2 separate regions of the Homo sapiens genome follow, and region 1 is linked to region 2. A link is a contact called in ENCODE Hi-C or POLR2A ChIA-PET data. All regions are on one chromosome and are shown on one strand. Each heading gives the region's core, a stretch centred on a gene start or an enhancer-like site at or near the end of the contact. The rest is flanking DNA. Distances are from core to core; before and after follow the strand shown.

Evidence for each region. Hi-C counts contacts between places; a loop is a spot of excess contacts on that map. ChIA-PET counts read pairs that join two places held with the same protein, here RNA polymerase II (POLR2A). Pooled maps may share reads with other maps.
Region 1: a map of PC-3 shows a loop between it and region 2 (3-fold over the local background). The contact joins two enhancer-like sites. A Hi-C loop is called at or near these places in 4 of 168 maps with a recorded cell type or tissue (PC-3, aorta, ascending aorta and 1 more) and 4 of 50 pooled maps. POLR2A ChIA-PET finds 5 or more read pairs at or near these places in 3 of 52 experiments (IMR-90, MCF 10A and activated T-cell).

The regions. Positions count from the first base shown.
Region 1 is chr14:37,033,758-37,036,844 of GRCh38, reverse strand. The region is part of intron 1 of SLC25A21 (solute carrier family 25 member 21); the gene reads left to right. Among named protein-coding and RNA genes, the nearest start is that of MIR4503, 83 kb to the right of the region's middle. Within about 2 kb of position 1,749, at least 2 of the 41 ENCODE cell types and tissues checked have a DNase peak (open chromatin) inside an H3K27ac peak, as active enhancers do.
Region 2 is chr14:36,981,052-36,984,310 of GRCh38, reverse strand. The region is part of intron 1 of SLC25A21 (solute carrier family 25 member 21); the gene reads left to right. Among named protein-coding and RNA genes, the nearest start is that of MIR4503, 30 kb to the right of the region's middle. Within about 2 kb of position 1,980, at least 4 of the 41 ENCODE cell types and tissues checked have a DNase peak (open chromatin) inside an H3K27ac peak, as active enhancers do.

The sequences.
Region 1 (3,087 bases), core at 500-2,999, 53 kb before region 2:
CTGCTTTTCTCAGGCTTTCTTCTCCCCTGATGTATGTAGTCTTTCACTTTATTCATGTTGAGAAACCACTTCCCCTTATTCATATCATAATGGAATGGAAGAAGATTTAGCAGATTTGGGTGAATTGAACTTCAAAATTTTGGAAGTGTGGGGAATGGGTAGAAAAATAAACCATATCTATTGATTGTGGAGTGTGCAAAATAACACATTATGATAAAGGGTTAGGCATTTTGGAATTTTTATTTATTTATCTTTAAATTTTAATAGAGACGGGTCCTCCCTATGTTGACCAGGCTGGTCTCAAACTCCCTGACTCAAGCTACCCTGTCTCGGCCTCCCAAAGTGCTAGGATTTTAGGTGTGAAACACCGCACCCAGCCAGGAATTTTTTTTTTAACTCAGAAAATGTAACATGTTGCGCTAAGTTTTACTGTGTGTGTTAAAAGGCTTAATAGAGCAGGTGAAATTTAAAACTGCTTGCAGCAAGCAGAAATAAAGGTAGAAATTCACATATCATTGTATGGGAAGAATTGGCTTGAACCTCCAGGTTTCACTTCATATTCTTGATCTGCAGCTACTTTTTGATTATAGCACAGCCTTGGCAGAAGAATCCAACTTGCTAAAAGTGTTCCAAAAAAGGAAAAAAAAATCTCTGGCATTTCCTGTTGGTTGGAAGATGTTTGGCTTTCTGCATTTGTATTTAGTGTTATCATTGGCCAGGCACCTTTGCTGGGTAGAAAAATACTGGTGCAAATTTTACTGGCAAGGTGGGAGTAAAAGCCATAAAAATTCTCAATTTTCCTTTTAAAAACTTAACTCATTTGTCCAAGAGAAATGAATACAGAAGGACAAGAGATTTTTAAACTTCCCGTACATCTGGGTATAGCAGTGTATTTTGACTCCAAGCACAATAAAACAACCTTACTTGCTGGTGGTATATGACATAATGACCCAAATATGTTTTTAAAAAATCATTTATTGCTGTACATAAACAGCAAAGTTAGCGCAAGGGATGATAAAATAACATGGGTAATTCTTCCTTTAGCTGGGAACCATTGGCGGCCCATTAGGATTCCAGATGTAGCTGTGTGTGCTTTTCCATTTGTTTTCCAGTGTCTAGTGCTTATGCCCTTGGTACCTTGATGGTGGTTGTCAGGCATGTTGGCTTTTCAGCTTGAGGTCTTCCTTGGAGAAACACAGTGATCGGGCTCTGGGCTATAAAGCACACTATTGTCTTGGGCCCAGTTTGTTGAGAATATAAGACCCAGGGCAGCCTCCTGCCAAAGGTCAAATACCAGCTTGACCCAAGTTCCTCAAATCAACACTGGACCTCCCCAGACAAGAGACACTTCACCTCTTCCTGATGAAAAAGTGGTTTTATGTTTTTATCACTCTGTAATAACAGAGATTGTTAGCTCAAATGCATTTTGATAATCCATTTATTATAGCTACTCTCGTGAAGAAAACAACTCACAGGGCCAGAACCTTATAGATTAAAACTGATAATAATAAAATGTGTTCCAGTGTTTTCGGCACTTAAAAAGGAAGCAAACTCCGGTATTTCCCAGTCCAAAAGATGGACTAGTAAGCAGCGCTAGAGGACTGAGTTGTGAAACTGTACTGTCCAGATAGAATCATCGTATTTTCAGCAGAGAAAGAAAGCAGCTAAAAACAGAACCATAGCTAATTTAGCAAGTGCCCTGACTGCCAAAAATGCGTGTCTGAAATCAGGTGGGTGTTTCTTTATGAGTCACTTTGCCAAATGTAAAATTTATAGCCCAGTCTTGTGCAGACTCTAGCAAAGATTCAGAGCATCAGTTTATTACAGGGCTACTATTAAGGATGCTTAAAACTCACCAGCTTTACACTCCTCACCCCAGGAGTCTAGCCTTAGCTAGTTATGATTGGGCCTGGCCCAAATGCTCCTATTAGGCAGGGATTTAAGTATTCAGCAATACGGTTAGGCCCTTTCTGTGGAGCCGAATGCTCTTCCTCATGGGGAGCTCAACTCACCCCTCCTGTGTCCATCAACAACAGCTCCCCTTTGCTTCTTACCACTTTTCACCTGTGCCCTGGCTTAGCAAATTGAAGGAAATAATGCTTAAAGAAAACAAAATAAATAGCAGATGGTTGAGTGTACTCTGGGATGAATAAATTGTGGCTGTGGAGGCGAAGAGTGAGTTGGTGGATGCACGCGGGTGTTTTTGTCGCTGACATGCAGGATGCTCAGCACGCTGACCTCCACATGTACCAGGCCCACTGCCATTAATCACTCCACATAATCCAAGCCAGAAATTTAATGAGCCCAGGGGATTGGTGATCCTTTGGAGTGGGAGTGGGAACGGAGAAAGTGAACTAGAGGTAAAATACAAAGTACAAAAGTGGATCCAGATAAGATAGCAGAGGTTTCTCAGTGCCCAAGTGATTTTGGATGGACTTTATCCCATATACGATCAGACAGAGAACGATCATCCAAAGAGTTTCATCCTTTATAGTGGGTTTATTCTCTCTAATAAATTATAAAATAGGCCAAGCACGGTGGCTCATGCCTATAATCCCAGGACTTTGGGAGGCTGAGGTGGGTGGATCACTTGAACGTCAGGAATTCGAGACAAGCCTGGCCAACATGATGAAACCCTGTCTCTACTAAAAATACAAAAAATTAGCTGGGCGTAGTGGCAGGCATCTGTAGTACCAGCTACTCAGGAAGCTGAGGCAGGAGAATTGCTTGAACCCGGGAGGCAGAGGTTGCAGTGGGCCGAGATTGCGCCACTGCACTCCAGCCTGGGCGACAGAGTGAGACTCCATCTCAAAAAAAAAAGCAAAATTGTGACCTCCCCAGAATCCCAGAATATCATAGTGCCATTTGGGAACCTTATTCCAAATTGCTAAATGGAACACAAGTGTTCAGCTTCTTGGAAATCAAATGGTTTATCAAATCCATTACCAAAATAAACCATGGAATACCTGTAACAGCAAGTTCCTTTTATAACTTTGAGATGTAAATGTTATTTTTATTAATCAAAAAAATTAAAAATCTGAATAATTTGGCACCTTTCTAATCCTCAACCATCCACGTACCCTCTTC
Region 2 (3,259 bases), core at 731-3,230:
ATGAGCAGCTTCACATAATGTCAGTGTCGTTGCAACTCTTTGTTTACAACATTGTCACATAAATAGCCTTATTGGGGCAAATAACAGGAGAGGTAATAGATAATCCAGAATCCAATTGCCACTATTCTAGGATTTTGTTGTCGTTGCTGTTACTGTTATTGTTGTTATTTTATTTTACTTTAGATTCAGGGGGATACACGTGCAGGTTTATTACATGGATATATTGCATAATGGTGAGCTTTGGGCTTTTAGTGAACCTATTATCCAAATAGTGAATATTATACCCAATAGGTAATTTTTCAACCTCACTCCCTTCACCCTTTTGGAGTCCCCAGTGTCTATTATTTCCGTCTTTATATGCATGTGTACCCCTTGTTTAGTTCTCACTTATAAGTGAGAACGTGTAGTAATTGACTTTCCATTTCAGAGTTATTTCACATAGGATAATGCCCTCCAGCTCCATCCATGTTACTGCAAAGGATATGATTCCATTCTTATTTAGGGCTGCCTAGTATTCCGTTGTGTATATATATATACCACACGTTTTCTTTATCCACTTAACCATTCATGGACACAGGTTGATTCCATGACTTTGGTATTGTGAATAGTGGTGCAATAAACATTCGAGTGCAGGTGATTTTTGGTGAAATTATTTCTTTTCCTTTGGGTAGATACCCAGTCATGGGATTGCTGGATCAAAAGGTAGTTCTGTTTTAGTACTTTGAGAAATCTCCATACTGTTTTCTACAGGGGTTGAACTAACTTACATTTTCACCAGCATTGTGTAAGCATTCTCTTTTTTCCACATATTTTTTGTTTCTTTACTTTTTCATAATAGAGTACTGTAAATATTGGGGTAAGAAAAGTAGAAGCTTCTGAGGGGAGGTTTTTGACTGTTTTGTTTACTGCTGTATATTAGCACCTACACTAATGTCTGGCATATAGTAGGTACCCAAATGTATTTGTGAAATAAATGAATCAGAAGCATAACAGAAAGACTATGATTCCTTCCTCCCATATCTAATTTTAGAATAAAAGTAAGTGAAAGAAAGAAGCAGTGCTCTGAGAGTGAACCCAGGAATATGGACTACTCATTGAAAATGCACTTCGTAAGTGTATGCTATCTAGAACATCTTTATATCATGTTTCAGGGTTTTGTATTCAAGACTCTTAAATGTCAAGTGAAGAGAAAAGTAACTTTTCTTTTTAAAAACTTTATAGGATTAATGTCTAGAGATAGTTAATATCAAATGAAAGGCCAACTGTTAATTTTGGAGCATTATTCAATCATACTTTATGGTTATTAGCCATTCCTTTAGCCTATTTTGAAAAAACTCAAAGGAAATTATTTTTAATCTTTAATTTAGGCTTGGGAAAGTAAAGTAGGACAAACAAGTGTGTTCCTCTTGAAACACACTTGAAGAGGGATATTATTTAGTAAGATATATCTGCATTAGCCTTTTGTTTTGTTTGTTGTTGTTGTTGTTGTTTTTTGTTGAGATGGAGTCTCACTCTATGGCCCAGGCTGGAGTGCAGTGTCGCCGTTTTGGCTTACTGCAACCTCTGGCTCCCAGGCTCAAGCGATCCTCCCATCTCACCCCCAGAGTAGCTGGGACTACAGGTGTGTGCCACCATGCCCAGCTAATTTTTGTATTTTTGATAGAGACAGGGTTTTGCCATGTTGGTCAGGCTGGTCTTGAACTCCTGAGCTCAAGCAATCCATCTGCCTTGGCCTCCCAAAGTGGTGTGATTACTGCACCCGGTACAGCCAATTAAAAAAAAATCAGTCCACCTAATAAATACTAAAACCTTTCATGGTTAAAAATTCTACTGCTTAGATGGCCCTGTGCTTATTTTTAAAATTTTGTTCTTTGTTCCATGTGTGCGAGCCCCAACAGGATGAAAAGGAGGTTACTATGTGGTGATATTTGAATAATATTTTACTATTTTTGTACACTGCAGGTTTACTCATTAAGGAATGTTCACATTAAGAATGTTAGTCATAATACACAATGAATAATTTGGATTCTCAATGAGTCACACTTTCTGTGATGGAATATTTTGAAATAACTTCCTCATAGCATAAAACTTATTTGAAAATGAGTTTAAAATCTGTTCTATAGTTTGATTCTATTCTGAAATCTGTTCTATAATTTGGTGCTGAACTTTTACTTGTAAATAATGAGATCACATCATGTTGACAGTAATAGATACTCTCCATGTTTTGCAAGAACTTCCCAGATATTTGACTATATGGGATCACTATAGTCATACCTTAAAGGACACAAAATCATAGGCATGGCCAATGGAAAACTTAAGCGTGTTGTGTGCATGACACCAAAACAATCATTCAGTTCAGTATAATTGTGAGGATTAAAATCAGTAGATACATCAACTCGCCTGTTAGGTATTGAGTGGATCAAATAATTCAACAGTTTTTTATTTATTTTTTTAATTTAATTTTATTTTTATTATTATACTTTAAGTTCTAGGGTACATGTGCACAAGGTGCAGGTTTGTTACATATGTATACATGTGCCATGTTGGTATGCTGCACCCATTAACTCGTCATTTACATTAGCTATATCTCCTAATGCTATCCCTCCCTTTTCCCCCCACCCCACGACAGGCCCCAGTGTGTGATGTTCCCCACCCTGTGTCCAAGTGTTCTCATTGTTCAATTCCCACCTATGAGTGAGAACACGCGGTGTTTGGTTTTCTGTCCTTGCGATAGTTTGCTGAGAATGATGGTTTCCAGCTTCATCCATGTTCCTACAAAGGACATGAACTTATCCTTTTTTATGGCTGCATAGCATTCCATGGTGTATATGTGCCACATTTTCTTAATCCAGTCTATCATTGTTGGACATTTGGGTTGGTTCCAAGTCTTTGCTATTGTGAATAGTGCTGCAATAAACATACGTGTGCATGTGTCTTTATAGTAGCATAATTTATAATCCTCTGGGTATAGACCAAGTAATGGTATGGCTGGGTCAAATGATATTTCTAGTTACAGATCCTTGAGGAATCGCCACGCTGTCTTCCACAGTGATTGAACTAGTTTACAGTCCCAAGAGCAGTGTAAAAGCGTTCCTATTTCTCCACATCTTCTCCAGCACCTGTAGTTTCCTGACTTTTTAATGATCACCATTCTAACTGGTGTGAGATGGTATCTCATTGTGGTTTTTGATTTGCATTTCTCTGATGGCCAGTGATCATGAGCATTTTTTCATGTGTCTATTGGCTGCCTAAATGTCTT